2 separate regions of the Homo sapiens genome follow, and region 1 is linked to region 2. The links are chromatin loops, found by intact Hi-C in ENCODE. Cell type or tissue: PC-3. All regions are shown on one strand. Links, peaks and the distances in the headings refer to the core of each region. The heading gives the core; the rest is flanking DNA. Region 1 overlaps ATG13 (autophagy related 13). Region 2 overlaps CKAP5 (cytoskeleton associated protein 5).

Evidence for each region. Hi-C counts contacts between places; a loop is a spot of excess contacts. Peaks named below come from ENCODE experiments on the same cell type or tissue, not always from the same donor. Only the 100,000 strongest peaks of a DNase experiment are listed, where the experiment ranks them.
Region 1: it touches region 2 in a loop (5-fold over the local background); 3 of 110 quality-filtered maps call a loop at or near these places.

The regions. Positions count from the first base shown.
Region 1 is chr11:46,671,901-46,681,769 of GRCh38, forward strand. It overlaps ATG13 (autophagy related 13), which reads left to right. Exons shown (of 19, transcript NM_001346311.2): 19 at 355-2,618. The coding sequence ends at 432. ARHGAP1 (Rho GTPase activating protein 1) reads right to left here. Exons shown (of 13, transcript NM_004308.5): 6 at 9,393-9,479; 7 at 9,111-9,209; 8 at 8,740-8,847; 9 at 8,587-8,663; 10 at 8,305-8,382; 11 at 7,748-7,876; 12 at 7,465-7,568; 13 at 5,180-7,325. The coding sequence ends at 7,137. Among named protein-coding and RNA genes, the nearest start is that of ARHGAP1, 24 kb to the right of the region's middle. In PC-3, for the core only: no CTCF peak of the experiment used is centred there; a DNase peak (open chromatin) is centred at 3,681; H3K27ac peaks cover 1,223 bases.
Region 2 is chr11:46,803,981-46,813,952 of GRCh38, forward strand. It overlaps CKAP5 (cytoskeleton associated protein 5), which reads right to left. Exons shown (of 44, transcript NM_001008938.4): 5 at 7,027-7,198; 6 at 5,762-5,894; 7 at 5,420-5,520; 8 at 4,051-4,164. Among named protein-coding and RNA genes, the nearest start is that of CKAP5, 37 kb to the right of the region's middle. In PC-3, for the core only: a CTCF peak has its summit at 5,013 (motif pointing left); no DNase peak of the experiment used is centred there.

The DNA of each region.
Region 1 (9,869 bases), core at 1-8,000, 130 kb before region 2:
TTGTAGAGCTGTACACTTGGTATTTTATTCTAGTGTCAGTCAGATCTGTGCCAGGGATATTTCATGTTTAATTTCTGAATCATCTTGCTCTTGTGGTCCTTTTCTCTTTTGTTAAGTGTGTGGCCCACTTGGACTCCCAAGGCCGTTCCATTAATCCTCCAGCCCCTGCAAAGCCCTGATGCATATACCCCTCCCTACCCTGTGCCTACGCAGCTGCCCTGCGTTCTCCCACTTGCTCGGCCCAGCTAGGGCTGAGCTTCGTCTTGCTTGCTGCCTCCCCTCTTCGGGACTGGGCTGGCTGCCTCCTCAAGGCCCTGCCTGAATAAACGGCTCTTCCCTCTCTTTCCGGTACAGGACTCATTACCAGAGAAGCTGGCTGTGCATGAGAAGAATGTCCGCGAGTTTGATGCCTTTGTGGAAACCCTGCAGTAAAAGTATCCTTGAGTCCCAGCAGCACCCCCTTTTTGTGGCCCCAGGGCATAAGCAGCCTCCCATGCATCAGCTGCTCCCACCCCTCATCCTGCTCTGAGCCAGGTGGAAGGGAGGCTGGCTTCTCCCATGGGGACCCAGAAGTCCCTACTCTTGGACCTCCTGGAGACTCCGTGGCGGCAGTCAAGCCCAGTGCCCAGTTGGAGAAGACTCACGTGCTGGCCTTGGAGATGGGAAGAACCTTCGTACGAAAAAGCCCTCAGCAGGGCCATCTGTGTGCCCTGCCCATCACCAACTGCTTCCCAAGGGTGTCATCCTGTTCCTCCTGCTGCCGGCCTCCTGCCTGGGCCTGCCTTGCAGCTGGCCCCTTCCCTGCCTGCTGTCACCATCCACTGTTTGACATTCCAGCTGGTGGCCAAGAGATTGGTGTGGAGTCGCAGAAAGAGGAAGGAGACAGTGCCAGGAGGAAGAAGGAAGGAGTCCCTTAGCTCTCTTCATTGTCCCCTTTACTTCCTGCTATCTTCTTCTCCTCTTCTTCTCTCTCTTGCCTCTATGCCTGTATTTCTGGCAATATGACAGGCCTGCCTACCCAAGATCAGAACTCCAAAACCACTCCCACCCCTGAAGGTCGGGAGGGTCTGAGCAGCCCTGGTGGCTGCCTGTGCTCAGGTCCTCAGCTCCATGGGAAATAAAAATGGCACCCTGAATCTCTAGGATTTTGTCACTTGGAGTCACAGCAAAGTTCTCTTCCTCTTGTCCCCCCGTTGCTGCTCCTTGGTTATAGAACATGGTAAATATTTATTACTTTCAGAGAAACCAGATATTTTATAGAGGAAATATGTTTGAGGTGAGTTGTTTTTCACTTGGAGAAGGCGGAGGGCTCTTCCTGGGACGGAGACCTCCTCCTCCGGAGGTTATTGAGAATCCGGGCTGCTGCTTTGAGGATCTTCCCACCATACAGACAGCGAGATCCAAGAAGAGGGCTGGCCGGGGGCAAAGTCACCTCCCAGTGTGGCTGCACTGGAACTGACTAAAGGCTTTACCTTGGATAGTTGCGTATTCCTGGTGAGAGCCTTACATCTCCCACAGTTTCTGCAGAGTGACTGACTCCATTCTGGCAGCCCAGGAAGTCCTGGGTGCTAAATGTGATGGCCACATGTAGTGGTTAGGGGATGTTGTGTGTGTCCCCCAACTGCCTGGGTACTTGTTCCTGATCCCTGGGGCTGTCCTGTGGAGCTTTTCCTCCTGCTTGGGCCTAGCTACCATCTCCCTCTAATCCCAGGTTCTCTACACTGCCCTGGGGTTTACCAGCTGGATTGGCTTCTGGTTGAGAAATCAAAGCTGGGCGTATGATTGACTTAACCCTTCAGGTATTGTTACTTGAATAAGTCAAGTGCCTAGCCTCACCCACCTATGATCTGTCCTTTCCCAGCCTCGCTGGTAGTCCTGGTCAAGGAGATCTAGGTCTACTCCATTCCTCCTGGCCCACCTGGGGCATTCACTGGCAGCAGCTGTGCTTCAGTGGAGCAGGTGGTTCTCAGCTGCTTGTTAGTATACTGCATGTGACACTGTTCCCACATACAAGGCTGACTTCTGAGGATTGGAGCAGGCTCTGGCGGGGACCAGAGCTCTGCGTGCTGCTGCTGCCACCAAGAAGTGTTAGCAGAAGCAGTAGCAGCCAACTGGCCCTCCTGACTTTGGCCCAGAGCACATGCGTGGCTTGCTGAACCCAGGCTCAGGTTTATCCCCAAGGCCCCAGCTTTGAGAAGGGGGAAGGCCCCTGGTAAGTTATTGATGCCCCCATATTTCAGCTACTGCTCTCTTTCCAAGGCCTTGCATGGAAAGGCCTAGCCATTGTCTGAGGCAGCAATCTTTGGCATCTACAGGTGGCAGCAGCCTTTCACCAGGGCTCCATCTGTGAAGAGTCTCAGCCATGACTTTGAGCTGAGCTTGGGAGAAGTAAAGCAACTGTTAAGGCCAGCCCTTGCCCCTCAGACCTGCCATGAAAGGAATGAGCCCTAGACTGACTCCTGCAGCACCCCCGGGACAGGCTGGGACCAGCTGTTTGTCTCCAGGTGTCAGAGTCCCTCCTCCTCCTCCAACCTCTCCAACCTACTTTGTTTGGAAATACCGAGCTACACTTCAAAATGTATTCAAGGGATTTCCAATAAATTTTTTTCTGTACTTTACAGCCTCCTGTCCTGTAGGTTGTCTGAAGACCTCGTAACCCCTTCCCCACCCCTGCCCCAGTGCAGGTCTGGGAAAGGGGAGAGTGGTGCGTTGTGAAGCGCAGAAAGACCTCAAGTGTCTGGGCAAGCCTGTTTTGAGTCGGGTGTGGCCTCTTAGGGGCTGTATACCCTGGGGTTTCCTGGGTCAGGAAACTTCTTAGTATTTCTCTTTCCCTGGTCCCCTATCAGGGGCTTGAATTTGAATATTCAGTTGGAGAATGCATTTAAAATACACCCATAGTAAAATCTCCATAAAATGCAGGCCACCGTTATCAGCTCTTTATTGCTCTTACATAACAACTCACCCTGGAGGGAAAAACAACAGTGCAAGGCAGGGAGTGCAGGGCTCCCCAAGCCATCTGGGGGATTTGTGGCTGAGCAAGCAGAAGAGAAGTAGCAGGAAGTTAAAGGTCCATGCAAGTTTGTTAGCTGCCTTGATCTGACTGGCGGTGCTTGAGCAGCCAGGAAGAGTAGAAGAGCCCCGGGGTATGCGTCCTGTCTGGCTCCTGGGGCCTGGGGCTGCAGGCCTCTCAACCCGGCCAGGGCCAGCCCCGCCTCCTAATTCTCCTAGTTTGTGACCATAGTTAGGGGAGGGAGCTGATTGGTGGAGACAACATCCCGGAGGTAGGGATGGTTCTAGAGGCAAAAGAGAACTGACAGAACTGGACAGCTGCTGTCTGGGTTGCTTCCCCACCCGCCTTCAGGCTGAAGCTAGGCCCAGGATTAAAAGGGCTGGTTAGAAAAGTCCAAATCCAGCCTATTCCTGGAGCCAGGAGCTCCTGATTATTAGTAAACCAGGTGACACTGATCATGTGGCCAGCCAGGACAGTTGCCCAATACCTGAGTCAGAAGTGACGAAAAGGCTGTTCTGGTGTTCCCCCTTCAATCAGGAACCCCCAATAACAAAGTTTTCAGTTGCCCCATGCCCAGCAATGGTGTCCTACCTCTTTAAAGCATCTCCCTACACTCTACCCCTGGAGGCCATCGTTGTTAAGGCCTTGGTAAATTGGCATTTGAGTCACTCAGCAGAGGCCCTGCCAGGAGCCCAACCCAAGTAAACAGTTTCCTCGCTCCTGTTTCCCTGGGTCACTGCCTCTCTATTCCAGCCACTCAGCTCTAGCTGAGCAGATCCAGAGAGAGAGGAGGCCCCCAGTGCCTGGAGGAAGGCCACCATTGTGGAATGGGACTTGCTTCTTGGGGCTGAGGCCCAATGTTTGTAATCACCATCTGTAACCACAGCCTGATCCTGCAGCTCTGGCCCTGCTCCCCCAGCCCGGACAAGCAAGGAGGAGAAAAACCAGGCCCAACTGGGGCCGCTATAGCCTCCTGATTGCCATTAGCAAGCAAGCAGCAGACACCTGGAACCTGACCACTATGGGAGGTGAAATTCTGGCCTACCTTCTCACCAACAAACCTGTCAAAAAAAAATGCGGTAAATAATCATCTTAACTTTTAAAGCAAAGCAAAACTTGCTTAAGAGAGGATAGGAGAACTGGATCTGTCACAGCCTCCGTGTGGGCCTGGCAGGTGGAAATGGCCTGGCCTCAGGCTGAGGGGTGGGCAGGAAGGGAGGACTCGGGCTGAGGGACCCTCTCCCAGCTGCTGTTGCATGAGGCTGGGGCTATCACACCATTCACCCATGACCACTGCACACTCGCGGTGTTAGATACGGTCTACATTTTTTTTTTTTTTTTTTTGAGGTGGGGTCTTGTTCTGTCACCCAGGCTGGAGTGCAGTGGTGCAGTCACGGCTCACTGCAACCTTGACCTCCAGGGCTCAAGCAATCCTCCCACCTCAGCCGCCTCAGTAGCTGGAACCACAGGCATGTGCCATCATGCTCGGCTAATATTTTTTTTTATTTTATTTTTGGTAGACAGGATCTTACTATGTGAGATCTAACTATGTCCAGGCTGGTCTCGAACTCCTGGGCTCAAGCAATCCTCCTGTCTCTGCCTCCCAAAGTGGTGGGATTACAGGTGTGAGCCACGTGCCTGGGGTGTCTGCATTATTTCTGATCCTCAAAGGAACCGTCTTCTGATGAAGCAGCAGCCACAGGGGTGGTGAGCCAGTGATGATGACTGTTAGCGGTGAGAGCTGGCACGTGAGGGAACGAGGACTCAAACTCTCGTGTGACTCCAGATCCCACACCATTGTCCATCACAGTCCACACCACTTTTCTTCCCCCTGCTTGCCTTAGATAAATCTAAGATCCCTTCAAACTTCCGGTACCTTCCAGTTGGGAAACAGGAGAGGCCCTGGTCATAGGATGCAGCACATGGTGGCCTGCTGGAATGCTGGGGGTACAAACAACGGGAAGGTGGCCGTGGACACCTCCATGCCTAGAAGCTGGTCAGGAAGCTGCCCTCATCACCACTCGAGTGCACAAGATGAGGAAGCGGCAGACGGACTGGGGAGGGGACTTCCTGAGGCCCCATCTGTTCCTCTTCCTCCACCGCACCACACTTCCCATCCAGTTTCCAACTTCCACACCCAACTCATTTCCCCAACATCCAGATGAGCAGTTTTGCATCAACATTTTTATTGAAATACAAAAAGTGCAAACGGTGAAATACATGATTGGTGCCAAGGAAGTCATTAAGTGTGAATGTGAACACTGGATTCACACAGTACAAGCACCCGCTCCCTGGGGTACAGACCAGTGGGGGACATGAGAAAGACCAAATAGATCCGAAAGGCTCCCCAGTGAATGGGGCTGTGAGCGACACTTGATACACAAAGGAGGGCGGAGAGCAGAGCAGCCCTGGCCGAGGCTAGAGACCAAGGGACTGATGAAGAACCAGCAGCAGCCCAGGCCCCAGGGGGCTGGATGCACTGCTGATGGTCTTGGGAGAGCCCAGCGAAGTTATGCCCAGGCCCAGCCTGGCTTGCGGATGGGGCTGGGCTGGTCAGTGAGGATCCCCACAGTACGGGCTCTGGAATCATCCTGCCTGGCCAAGGTCATGGGGGCAGGGTCACTGCAGGTACTTCCCTGTACTCCCCAAGGACAAGGCTGCAGGAAGAGGGATCCCCAGGAAGGAGTGTAATTCTACGAGACAGTGGGAGTGAGATCAGCCATCACTGGGGCCGAGGTTCTTTGAAAGACAACAGGGCTGGCCGGGTGCAGTGGCTCACGCCTGGAATCCCAGCACTTTGGGAGGCCGAGGTGGGTGGATCATGAGGTCAGGAGATCGAGACCATCCTGGCCAACATGGTGAAACCCCGTCTCTACTAAAAATACAAAAATTAGCTGGGCATGGTGGCATGCACCTATAGTCCCAGCTACTCAGGAGGCTGAGGCAGGAGAATTGCTTGAACCCAGAAGGCGGAGGTGTGCCGAGATCGCGCCACTGCACTCCAGCCTGGTGACAGAGCGAGACTCCATCTCAGAAAAAAAAAAAAAAAGGTGGCCCTAGAGCCCCTTAATCCCCTGGGGAAATTGCTAGAACCCACCTATCTGGACTGACCTATCAGCACAATCTCTGCCCCTCCTACGGGCACTCTTAGTCTCTACCCCAGCCCCTTTAAGAGTCCCCCAGCTGGAGGAAGGAGCCATAAGATCCTGAGGCACTGAGTCACCTCTGGCTGGGGCAGGGGCCAGTGTGACTCCGTAACAGACAGGTCCACAAGAACATGAAGGCTGATGATCTGCCCGTGTGGGAAAGGAGGCCAAGAGGGGAGAGGCTAACCTGGCCGGTCACTGATTCCATCACACGCTGTAGCTCTCGGGGGCGGGGAGGTGGAGAGGGAGGTTTCAAGTGGATGCTGGGACTCTGAGCCATGTCATCCAAGCTACCAGTCCCTGCACAACCAAGGGGTTAGGACACCCCAGGGGCAGTATCACTTGGGAAAGGCTGACCCAGGATGTGTGGAAGAGGAGGCAGAAAGCAGACACAGTCTCCAGCCCTGTCACTCCTCAGCAGGGGAAATACCCCAGACTGCGCTGCTGGGGGCAGTACAGGAGCAAGGGTGCTTGCACTCAGGCCTTCATGCAGTGGGGCTTCTGCAAAGCAGGGCAGCCTACCAGATAGGGAGGCACCTCAGCTTGGGGCGGTGTCCACACCAAAGAGCTCAGCTGCTCATTCCCAGCAATCAAGAGGGGAGGACTGGCCCCTGCTACCAGCCCAGCCGGCAGTCATTTGATTCATCCACACTTGCTAGGGAAACAGAGGCAGGAAAAAGCAGGAAAGGGGTTACTGGGGCTCAGTCCTTCTCCAGCTGGAAGAGCCAAGCCCAGCTCTGGAGAGCCCAGCAAAAGCCCGGTGTCCAGAGAGGCAGTGAGAAGTGTAAGGCAGAGAAAAACGTCTTCTGGTAACAGCGAGGCCGCCAGGGCCGTGAGGCGGGCTGGACAGAGGTGGGGGAGAGCATGCCTGATGGGTGGCTCCAACATCTCTCTCCAGGGGGCTTCATGGCCCCTGATGCCAGGAGGAAGAGTCCAAACCCGGGCTACCAGAGAAGGGGCTGGTGGGGCAGGGGCCAGGTTCAGAGCCCGCTGGGGTCCGGGCTTGGGAACAGCTCCCCTTGGTGATCCAGAAGGAACTTGGTGAAGGTGTTGATGGGATTAATGGCCTTGAGGGTGATGGCCGCATCCTTGGCCCACAGCAGGTTAGGGCCGAAAACAACAGCCAGGTTAGTGTTGGTCATCTTGTTCTGGTCACTGTGTGCAGAAATCTGTGGAGGGAATCAGGGACTGCAGCAGGAAGCCACAGATGCTGCCTCCCACTCCCAGCAACAATGACCAGGGCGCAGAGGAGGCGGCAGCTCCTCCTTCCCCCTCCCTTCACCCCAGAGGCCAAGTCCAAGGTCTCACCTGCACCAGGAAAGCAGTCAGGAAACGAAGCACCTGGTAGTTCTCCTCGGGCAGCGTCTGGAGGACCTGCAGTGTCGCTGGCACCCTCTGGCTTTCATCAATGTCTATGAGGAAAGGAGGCCCGGGTTATAGGGGCCCTAGGCTGGGCTGGTTCAGGACGCTCTGATGCAGGCTAGAGGGGAGACCCCCAGCAGTCTTCCCTGGGAGGCGCCTAGGCCCGAAAGCCTGCAGCGCACCTGCCCCAAGTCCAGCCCCAGGCCCAACAGAAGAGATGGGGACTCACTGAGGAAGCCCACCACATGGGGGTAGAGGTCAAAGGTGAGCAGGGGCTCAGGAAGCTCCCGGAGGAAGGTCTTGAGGATGACTGCTGGCAGGTGCAGCTCATTGTACTGGTCGAAATCCACAGGCAGCCCTGGGGTGGGGGCAGCGTGAGAGAAGCTCGGCACAGCCTGAAGGGCAGCACCCATCTGCAGACAACGCGGGCCGCACTGCCTGACTGCCCCTGGACACTGCATAAGCCCCTCCTCCCAGGGGCGCCCTCTGACACCTGCCTCCCTCTTCCTCTGTGATCAGAGAATGCAGGTTCCGGCCATCTGGGGAAGTGGGGCCCGGCACACCCCACCGTTATTCCTTGCCTCTGAATGTGCCTATACCCAGGACCCGGGAGCCCGACCGATGAGGCAGCAGGCCTGGCAGAAGTAGGACTTATGTGACACCCAGAGCCACGGAAACCTCCAGCAGGAAGAGACTCTGAGACTCTCATTTACAGGGCAGCAGAGGGCAGAGAAGCCCCCTACCAGTAACACACATATGGCCCTGCAACAGCCCAGGGCTGCTCACCCATGTTGTACTTCTGCTGCACTTCCCGGACCACTTGGGTGTTGGCCGACCTCCGGAAGATGCCCTCGGTGGTGAGAGCTGGGAAACAGTAGGGCCTGGTGAGCCTCCGAGCGCTGGGCACCGGCTGGATTCCCTGCCCCTTCTCTGTCTTGGGGTTCTAGGCAGGGCTGGGTGGGGACGTTGAGGCTTGCAGGACCTCCCTCTGCCCTGCCCAGCAGCTTCCCCAGCTTCCTGAAGGGAGCCGGGAGACCTGGCTGGTGAGGAGGCAGGCCCGGCACTCACCGTGGGCCTGTAAGTAGGCAACAGTCTCCCTGAGTACAATGGGAATGGGCTCCTGCTCTGGATTCTTCTCCTGGAGGCTGCGGGAAAAAGGCTGGTGAGCCGGGCCTGCAGCCCTTCCCGCCCCGCCGTGGCCCAGCCACCTTTCATACTTACTGCTGCAGCGAGACTCCAAACTGCTGGTTGGGCAGGGGGGGCCGTGGGGGCATGGGCTTGGGGGCTGTCGCGGGGCTCTTCTGTGTGGATTTCAGGAAGTCGTCATATCTGTAGGAGTAGAGGGAGGTGGGTCAGGTCCTGCCTGGCTCTGGAGTCACTCTGCCAATTCAATCAAGCATTGACCACGCGGGGTCAGGAGGATCATCTCATGCGATCTCTGTAACAACTCCGCTTTCCACAGCAGAAAGCAAAGACCTGGGAGAGGTCGGGACACGGGCTTGCTCTGCCTAAGCCCCACGCGGTCTCTGAATCAGGACACACGTCCTCATTACCCTGGCTTCACGAGCCCCCAGCCGCCGCACCCGCCTCACTTGAGCACTTGGCGAGGGATCCCCAGCTGCTCCAGCTTCACGTGCTCGCTCAGCTCGCTCAGGTAATTCACATAGAAGATCTTCTGCCCGAACTTGAAGCTGTTGGTGGAAGAAAGGGCCTGGGTTGTGGGGGCCCGCTTCCGGTGGCCTCCACTCTCCCCTCAACACCCACCCAGTTCAGACGGAAGCCCAGCCGCACCTGGTGGTCCCCAGGCTGCCCAGCCTCCCAGCTTCAGAGTTCCAGGCAAGCCGGGACCACCAGCCCTGCCCGTGGCCACTCACCTGATGAGGGGCTTGAAGAGGATGAGCAGAGTTTTGATGAACATGGTTGGATGCACGATGTACAAGGCCTTGATGTTTTTCTTGTACCTGCAGAGACAGAATGGACAACTCAGGAGCAGGCGTGGTGGGACAGGTGCCACGCTAGGGTCCCAGTGCATACTTTTTTTTTTTGAGACAGAGTCTCCTTCACCCAGGCTGGAGTGTGATCTCAGCTCATTGCAGCCTCCACCTCCCGGATTCAAGCTATTCTCCTGCCTCAGCCTCCTGAGTAACTAGGATTACAGGCACCCACCACCACACCTAGCTAATTTTTGTATTTTTAGCGGAGACAGGGTTTCACCATGTTGGCCAGGCTGGTCTGGAACTCCTGACCTCAAGTGATCCATCCGCCTCAGCTTCCCAAAGTGCTGGGATTACAGGTGTGAGCCACCACACCCTGCCTCAGTGCATATTTTCTGATTTGAACATGCATGGCCA
Region 2 (9,972 bases), core at 955-8,954:
ATTCTAGTTCAATGAATCTGGGATGAAATTTGGACATCAGTATTTTTAAATGGCTCAAAGGGTGATTTTGTCATATGGGCTCAGTTAAAAAACTATCATTCTATTCCTTTCTTAGGAGAATACCTCTCCCTATCCATTGTTGGAACAGTAACCAGTGGGAGCTAGACTCTAGACACTCATGATCTTATTGTATAGTATTGAAGAAGATACTGCGAATCTGTTAAATTTCAAGATTGCAAAGGCTCAAATAAACTTATAAGTGAGCAATGGACCAGATACCCTAATATAATACCTGCCTGTCACACTCATTGACACTCATTGTTTATTCCCATAAACAAGTTATTCTCAACAGGGAAATGAGAGTAGGGAAGATGGAGAAGTGTTTATTTTTAAGAAAAGTAACATATGAGGGGGGACTCCATTTCAGAGGTAAGAAAAACAATGACTTCTGTCTTTTCAGTAATTTCTGTTCTAGACCAGGGAATGGAAGCTTTAGCTCATAATCTCAATATAATTTAAACAATAGGAAATCTTGTACAGTTTTAAGTGCTGTCACTTTTCTCATAAATTGAGGCCTACAGTATTAAAACAAAGTGCTTTAAAGTAATTATCAATTGGTATTTATCTTTAACTAGAAATTAAAGCCACTAGTTAATAATAACTAAAGCACACCGTTGACAGAGGAAAGGAAACAAATTAATGAAACCCATTATGAATTACTGTGTTTAGAAAACTATGATGAAAACAAGCAATAATTAAGGGGGGAAAAGTAGAAAGAACAAGTGAAAAAAGATTAATACCACATAGAAGTCTAAAGATTATATAAGAAAGCACTTCGAAAATCCAAATCTTAATGTAAAGATAAATAAATTATATATATATAAAAAATCAAATGTCCATAGGCATAGGCACATGACAAAATCAAAGAAGCGATGAGCTGGGAGGGAGGCATCTTATAAATAAAAGAACTATAGGCCAGGCGCAGTGGCTCACGCCTGTAATCCCAGCACTTTCAGAGGCTGAGGCAGGCAAATCACTTGAGGACAGGAGTTCAAGACCAACATGATGAAACCCTGTCTCTACTAAAAATTAAAAAAAAAAAAAATTAGCCGGGCATGGTGGCACGCGCCTGTAATCCCAGCTACTCAGGCGGCTGAGGCAGGAGAATCGCTTGAACTCGGGAGATGGAGGTTGCAGTGAGCTGAGATCGTGCCACTGCACTCCAGCCTGGGTGACAAAGCGCAACTCTGTCTCAAAAATAAATACATCAATTAAAAATAATAGAAAAAAAAGAACTATAATCTGTGAGAACAGGAAAGCCCACAGAATATGCTAAATCAGGTGACAACTCAAAACAGTTTAAAAATAATTTCAGGAATATCATAAGAAATTTTAAAGTTAATGCCTTTTTACTACTTTCATTAAAGGAAAAAAATTGAGAAATTAATGGGATTACTTGATTTATACAATACAAAGAAGAGATAATTATAAGGAGGGAAAAAGGATTGGTCTGTAATCTATTCTTCAATCTCATCCTCTTTTTTCCATTTCACCATTTCCCCACTTTTTTCCATTTCACCATTTCCCCACTTTTGTTATGTTTCTAGGAAGTCAACATAATACAAAGTTTGTGTGTACATATAACTAAAATCAAATACAAAAAATAAAATGTCAGCTGGGCACCGTGGCTCATGCCTGTAATCCCAGCACTTTGGGAGGCCAAGGAGGGTAGATCACCTGAGGTCAGGAGTTCGAGACTAGCCTGGCCAACATGGTGAAACCCCGTCTCTACTAAAAACACAAAAATTAGCTGGGTGTGATGGCAAGTGCCTATAAATCCCAGCTATTTGGGAGGCTGAGGCAGAAGAATCACTTGAACACGGGAGGCAGAGGTTGCAGTGAGCCGAGATCGTGCCACTGCACTCCAGCCTGGGCAACAATAACGAAACTCCATCTCAAAAAAGAAAATAAAAAAAATAAAATGTCTCTGTCACTACTTAAGGCAAAAAGAAAAGAAAATGTCGTTTCAGGTTAATTTTTACAACTGAAGTTAACTTTTCATTGTTTTAAATATTTTAGCCACAAAATTCAGTTTCTTTTTACTTGTTTGTGGTCTCTGATTCCCTCCACCCCACCACGTGAAAAGGGAAAGAAGTTTCTACTGCTACCCTAGATCTCTCAGAAATCTATTGTCTGTCTACTCAAATATAAAATCCATGATGCTCTCTCTTTATATAGTACAGCAAGAGATTATATTTACATTCACAATGCCAATGGAAACCACAGAACTGTCTTTGTGTGAGAAGCTAATATCCTTAGAAAATACATGTAGAAAACACATAATATTAATGATAAGGAAAAAGAAAAGGTTTTCTTTGACACATCGAGAATTCAGCACCAGAGCAATAAGATTTCTAATTAATAACCAAATGCTGGAAGAATTGACAGAGAATCTGTAGCTCTCTTCATATGCCACTGGAACCTGACTTTCCTTGTCTCAGTGCCCTCTACTATTCCCCTTCCCATTCTTTCCTCCCAGGTTCCAGGTTGGTAAAACTCTTTTTCCCCTAGGGCAACTCTCTTTTAATTTATTTTACACGAGTGTAACTCTTCAAGATGGAAAATTGATGACTGAACAAAGATTTCACAAATCATATCTCTGCCTCCAAGTCCCACTGAAGGAAAGCCTAGGAAGGTTAACTACTAGAATATAGTTGATCCTCATCATTCACGAATCCATATTTGCAAATTCACCTACTTGCTAAAACTTGCTTATAATCCCCAAATCAACACTCATGGTACTTTCCTGGTCATTTACAGACAAGTTCAGAGCTGTGAACATTTTGTGTTGTCTATTGTGCACATTCCCAGCTGAGGTAGACAAGATAACACTCTACCTTCTTGCTTTAGCTTTTACACTATAAACAAGTGTCTTTTTCATGGTTTATTCAGTGCCATGTTTTTGCATTTTTGTGTTTTTTGTTGGTGCTCTTGTTGTTTAAAATGGCCCCTAAGTGTAGTGCTGAAATGCTGTCTAGTATTCCTAAGTGCAAACAGGCTGTGATGTACCTTAGGGAGAAAATATATGCGTTAGGAAAAGCTTCAATCAGGCAAGAGTTACAGTGTTGTCGGCCAAGAGTTCAATGTTAATGAATCAACAACATATATTAAATATGCTATCTCCAAACAGAATAAAACAAAGTTATGTACTGATTGATGGAAATGTTGTGACCAAAGGGTTGCAGGATCCTAACCCTGTATTTCTCTTAGAAGCAATGATTCAATATTCACTAATTTAGTGTTCGCAGTGGCTTTACAGAATATAACTACTACAAGTAATGACTTAGGTGTGCGTATAATTAAAAATCAACTTCCTCCCCTCACCATTGTAATCCTCTGTAATTTCAGACTGAGGAAGCAAACAAAACAAAATTTTCATTCTTGCTATATTCATGAAGATGTTTTCAGAGTTTGTTCTTAAGCACTATAATCATATCCACAGTGTTTGATCTATACTTACAGTTTTCATAAAAAGTTACTACATACAAAATGTCCACCAGCAGCATTCAACTTGCAATACCAAAAGATTATTTCCTAAAAATGTTTATCTCTTACTTAGTACTTGTCTGTTTCAGAACTGACCTCATATTCGTATACTCTTTACATACTGATACAAAGTAGTGTGTTATCATTTGCTATCTTCATGTTTAATATTTGTCCAATTAAATACAGCTAACTTAAATAGCTCATCCTATAGAATTATAAAACTGGAAAATGTAGTTCTAGATCAGCAACTCTCTTTTCCTAGAGAGTTACAGAAGCTATCAAATAGCATACCTAAAGTCAAAGTGACAAAAAACAAAGATTGAAAATGAAACTAACCCACAACAGGAATTTAAAACAACCCTTTAAAAATGTATGTCTGTAATTCAAATACCATCAGTAATGTTCCTTAAGTGGCAATGTATGTGTAATTAAAAAGATGACTGATGAGAAATTCAAAGGCCTGATGGCTGTTACAATACCAGTACTGCAAGTCCTCATATTTACCTTCTTTAATGCTTTTACTAAATCTGCATAATCGCCAGCTTCCAGTTTGGGGTTTTTTATTAGTACTTCTACAGACTCCAGGGCCTCTTTTCTCTCTTGCCATTTTTTTGCCTCCTGCAAGATACAATATGAGTCATTTGTAACAGGAAATAAGAGAGCGGAATAAAAGTCTATTTATTGCACTCTGCTAATTCAAAGATACATAATTTTTTTAAAAAATTATAAAACTGGCCGGGCGCAGTGGCTCACGCCTGTAATCCCAGCACTTTGGGAGGCCGAGGAGGGCAGATCATGAGGTCAGGAGATCGAGACCATCCTGACTAACAAGGTGAAACCCTGTCTCTACTAAAAATACAAAAAATTAGCCGGGCGTGGTGGCAGGCACCTGCAGTCCCAGCTACTCGGGAGGCTGAGGCAGGAGAATGGCATGAACCCGGGAGGCGGAGCTTGCAGTGAGCCAAGATCGCGCCACTGCACTCTAGCCTGGGCGACAGAGCGAGACTCCGTCTCAAAAAAATAGTAATAATAATAAAAAATAAAACTGTGGAGGCAATCAGAACATTTTGTTCATATATATAAATTTTTGTTCATATATAAAAAGTATTTTCATAAGATGTTATAACTAAAGTAATATAATAAACAAACAATGCCATAGACGTTTCATTCTCATTTTCTAGGCAAACGTTAGTAAGCAGATGTCAAACAGAAAACATTAATAGAAAGCATTTCTAGCCCACCCATCTCACAGCAGCACAATTACAGGAGAGGAATTTCTACACTGACAACATTAAAAAGACCAGAAAAGAACAATCACATAACCAACAACCCACTACTACAGTGGTGGTTGGGATAAGACTGTGTTTCTCAACTGGGGATGATTTTGTCTCCTAGGGAACTTCCGGCAATGTTTCAAGACATTTTTGATTGTCATGACTTAGGGAGATGGTATTACTGACATCTAGTGGATAAAAGCCAAAGATGCTGCTAAACATCATACAATGCACAGGACAGCTGACAAAAAATGTCAACAGTGCTAAGGTCAAGAAACCTTGGGGTAAAGTAGTGGCAGTAGAAACGGAGAAAGGGGAGGAATCCGGAGCTCTTTAGTGTTAAAAACCAGAGAGAAAATTAGAAAAAGGAAGTCAAGAATGTTCTGGTTTTATGGCAAGACATGTTTTAAAAAAGTGCTATAATATATATATGTACAAAGTAGTGTGGGAGCAAAGAGGAAGAAGCAACTAACTCACTCTACTAGGGAAGATATGGGATGGAAGGGGGTGCATCAGGCAAGGGCTCAGCAGAGTATTCTAATTCTATTCAAGTAATTATTTTACAAGAAATAAATGAAAGAAGTTTAACTATTACTTACAATTTTGTCATAAAAGTCTTTGGGAAGTTTGGAAAGGATTTCTACAGCTTCTAAAAGCTCATAAGCATCTATTTGTGGCACCTCATCACCATCATCACCACCTTTAAGGAGAAAAACAACACAAACCTTAAAAATGCTTAGAATTGTTTTACTTATCAGTTATCAGTCCTTTCACAACCCTGATGAAATTTTAATAGAGAAGGGACCAGAGTTATTAAAGCTACATGCAACTTATATTTTATTAAAGGCAATCCTACAAAATATGCCTAATGAACACAGATTCTCATGGCAGTGCCAGTTCTTGCTAATTTTTGCAGAAACCGGTGTTTAAAATTGGCTTACCTCCTTCAGCATCTCCACCAGCAGACTGTTGTTGTTCCAATTTAGCTTCTAGTTCTTGTTGGGAACGAAGAAATCGAGTAGGTCTAGGAGCACTTGTTGGCAGTTTGACCCATTCTTCTTCTAGTTCTTTCAACTGCAAATGTCATATAATATTTAAATAATATCTGCATCTCCACCATTAGTTAACATACTTAATACTTACATTTATTGACATATCAGGACCCAATTTCTTTCTTTTTTTTTTATTGGAGACAGAGTCTTACTCTGTCACCCAGGCTGAAGTGCAGTGGTATGATCTTGGCTCACTGCAACCTCCACCTCTTGGGTTCAAGCAATTCCCGTGCCTCAGCCTCTCGAGTGGCTAGGATTACAGGTGTGCACTACCACATCCGGCTAATTTTTGTATTTTTAATAGAGATGAGGTTTCACTATGTTGGCCAGGCTGGTCTTGAACTTCTGACCTCAGGTGATCCTCCTGCTTCAGCCTCCCAAAATGCTGGGATGACAGGTATAAGCCACCGTGCCTGGCCTCTAATTTCTTATTTATGTGGCTCTACCAGGGCAAACAAGAAAGATTCATTCATTCATTCATTGAGAGACAGGGTCTCAACTCTTTTGCCCAGGCTGGACAATTTTGGCTCACTGCAGCCTCCACCTCCCCAGGTTCAGGTGATCCTCCCACCTAAGCTTCACGAGTAGCTAGGACTACAGGCTGTGCTACCATGCTTGGCTAATTTTTTTTTTATTATTTGTAGAGATAGGGTTTGCCATGTTGCCCAGACTGGTCTCGAACTCCTAGGCTCAAGTGATCTGTCTCCCTGGGCCTGCCAAAGTGCTGGGATTATAAGTGTGAACCACTGCACCAGCGGAAGAAAATATATAATTAAATTTTATTTCTTTTACAGCATAAGTCAAACCAACTTGAATTTACTATAAGGAAGACGTATGTCTAAGCACTAAGAAAGAACAGTAAGTCCCACTTTTTAAGACACTCTCATTAGTTCATTAATTCAGATACATTTACATCATCAGAAGAGTCTCCAAAACCAATTGTAATAAAAAGCCAGAAAGAATGTACTTCACACAGATAATAAGTTCTGCCACCCAAGAGAATTGCTGAGAAAGTTAGCTATGCTCAGAAAAGCTGATTTCAAAATTAAGAATGTAAAATAATTATTTTTAAGGACAGAATATCAACAACGATAGGAAGAAAATATTTTCATATTAACCTTGTGCGAAAGCAACCAGAAAACTTTTTGTCTCACCTGAACAGAGTTTATATTTTGTAATGGGGGTCTCAGAGCATCCCGAATCCATCTGTAAATCTCCACAGCAATTAGTTTGGCTTCATCTCGAACAGCCTTCTCTCGAGACTCAAAGAGTTTTGGCAACACTTTGATAATTGGCTTAAGCAAGATGATTTTGGAACCAAATTCACTACAAGTAAAAAATTGGGAAAAAACTGTCAACGTGCAATGCAATTAAATAAAGCATTAGCTTTTCTTCATTCAAACATAGTTCCATATCTACATATTAGAAGAATTATATAAGTTCAGTTTTTTTTAAGGCAACAAAAGAAAAGGAACTCATAACTGCTTACCTACTAAGGTGTTGTTCTTCTAAGAATATTATTTAATGTGTAGGGCCCAAAATAATATTACCATTTTTAAACAAACTTTCTAGGTAAGCAGACTAGGAATAATTAAAACCTATAAAGGATCAACATGTTTAATACCCTTTTTTTTTCTTTTTCAGATGGCATTTTGCTCTTGTTGCCCAGGCTAGAGTGGTATGGCATGATTGCAGCTCACTGCAACCTCTGCCTCCTGAGTTCAGGTGATTCTCCTGTCTCAGTCTCCCAAGTAGCTGGGGTTACAGGCATGCGCCACCACGCCCAGCAAATTTTTGTATTTTTAGTAGAGATGGGGTTTCACTATGTTGGCCAGGCTGGTCTGGAACTCCTGACTTCAGGTGATCCACCCGCCTCAGCCTCCTAAAGTGCTGGATTACAGGCGTGAGCCACCACACCCAGCCTAATACCACAAATATGTATGTATATACATATAAAAGCTTACAAATATAAACTAGTTTATAAATATTTACATGAATGAAATCTACTTTTAATAAACCTTTAATAGCTCCTATAATTAAAGTGATTCATTTACCTAGATAGATCACAAATCTTGGCAATATTTTGTTCCTGACTTTGTGGCTATCACACTATAACTCTGGGCATCTTAAATCTTTCTTTACTTCAGTTTTCTATGGGGAAAATGTTGCATTTTGACTTCTTTCAAAAAGCATATTTGGCCAGGCGCAGTGGCTCACACCTATAATCCCGGCACTTTGGGAGGCTGAGGCAGGTAGATCACCTGGGGTCAGAAGTTCAAGGCCAGCCTGGCCAACATGGTGAAACCCTGTCTCTACAAAAATACAAAAATTAGCCAGGCACGATAGTGGGCGCCTGTAATCCCAGCTACCTGGGAGACTGAGGTGGAAGAATCGCTTGAACCCGGGAGGCAGAGGTTGCAGTGAGCCGAGATCGCGCCACTGCACTCCATCCAGCCTGGGCAACAGAGCAAGGTTCCGTCTCAAAAAAAAAATAAAATTAAAAAAAAGTGTGTTTAACCTTACATATCTGTCATAGATTACATTTTCAAGTTCCCAACTGGCCAATTTTAGCTATCTAATATCACTATTAACATTTGTGAGTATCAGATTCTGGAGCAGGAGAGATTTATTTATGAAAGAACACTGAAATTCTGTATGAGTAGTAGGACCCAAATTATTATTTATCTATTATCTAATGTGCACAAATTTATCTCATGTGAGCAAATGCAACAAAATTACTCAGTAATAGCTACTAGTGTACTCCAACGATTTTTTTTTCTTGGTTTTTGTTTTTACTTTTTTGGAGACAGGGTCTCACTATGTCATCCAGGCTGGAATGCAGTGGTATGATCACAGCTCACTGCAGCCTCGACCTTCCCTGCTCAAGCTATTCTCCAGACTCAGTCCCCCAAGCAGCTGAGACTACAGAGGGGCACCACCATGCCCGGCTAATTTTTTTTTTGTATTTTTTGTAGAGACGGGGTTTCTCCTTGTTGCCCAGGCTGGTCTTGAACTCCTGGGCTCAGGCAATCTGCCTGCCTCAGCCTCCCAACCCAAAGTGCTGGGACAATACAGGCATGAGCCACTGCTCCTGGCCTTAATTATTATTATTATTTTTGAGATAGTGTCTCACTCTGTTAACCAGGCTGGAGTACAGTGACACAATCATAGCTCACAGCAGCCTCACCCCCTGGGCTCAAGTAATCTTCCTGCCTCCTGAGTTGGTGGGACTACAGGCACAATAAAAAAAGAATTTTTAATAAGATACCTGGCTATGTGATATAGTTTAAGTACAAATATCATGAGAATAACCTACATAATCTCTAAGATTTTTTAAAATGCTTTTATATTATTAAAAAAATTACATTTTAACTTGGCTCAGCTGACCTTTAAGATTAAACAAAAAATAAGAAATTATAGTGGCAATAAACCATTTTGTTTTAGGGATATTTAACATGGTGCCTGAAGAACCTAACATTTGAGATTTCTTAAATCTTCCTATATATTATTACTGTTTCATCTGAATCTTTTTTCTCTATCCTGGCCTCCTTCTGTAAGAAAAAAAAGATGGAGCAAGTCCACATGGAAAATAGACACCTTAATAAAATAAAACCTAATTTTGATACTAAACGTATTACTATAGAAAACACAAAAGGGTACTAGAAACCTGTTTTAGGTACCACAAATGTTTCTGGTCACCTGAAGCTCTCACTAACAAAGCTTTAGCAAGCTCTGGAACCCAGGATCAAGCAGTTTGGCCTCAAGGTTCTTGAGGGTCCCAGAGAGCTACCTAGTTAAACTATAGACTCTGAAATGCTTTAGGACAAATAAAGAACCACACAGGGATGGGACTACATAACAACATCTATGAAGAAAACATGAGATATACGTAACTTGTTATTTTCCTACCCTTATTCTCCCAGTTTAGCTAAAAAATGAAATAACCAGAGTACACAGCACTCCAGACTAGAAACTTGTAATTTAAAGGTAGAAGATTATAGGCCAGGTGCGGTTGCTTATGTCTGTAATCCCAGCACTTTGGGAGGCCGAGGTGGGATCACTTGATGCCAGGAGTTCCAGACCAGCCTGACCAACATGGA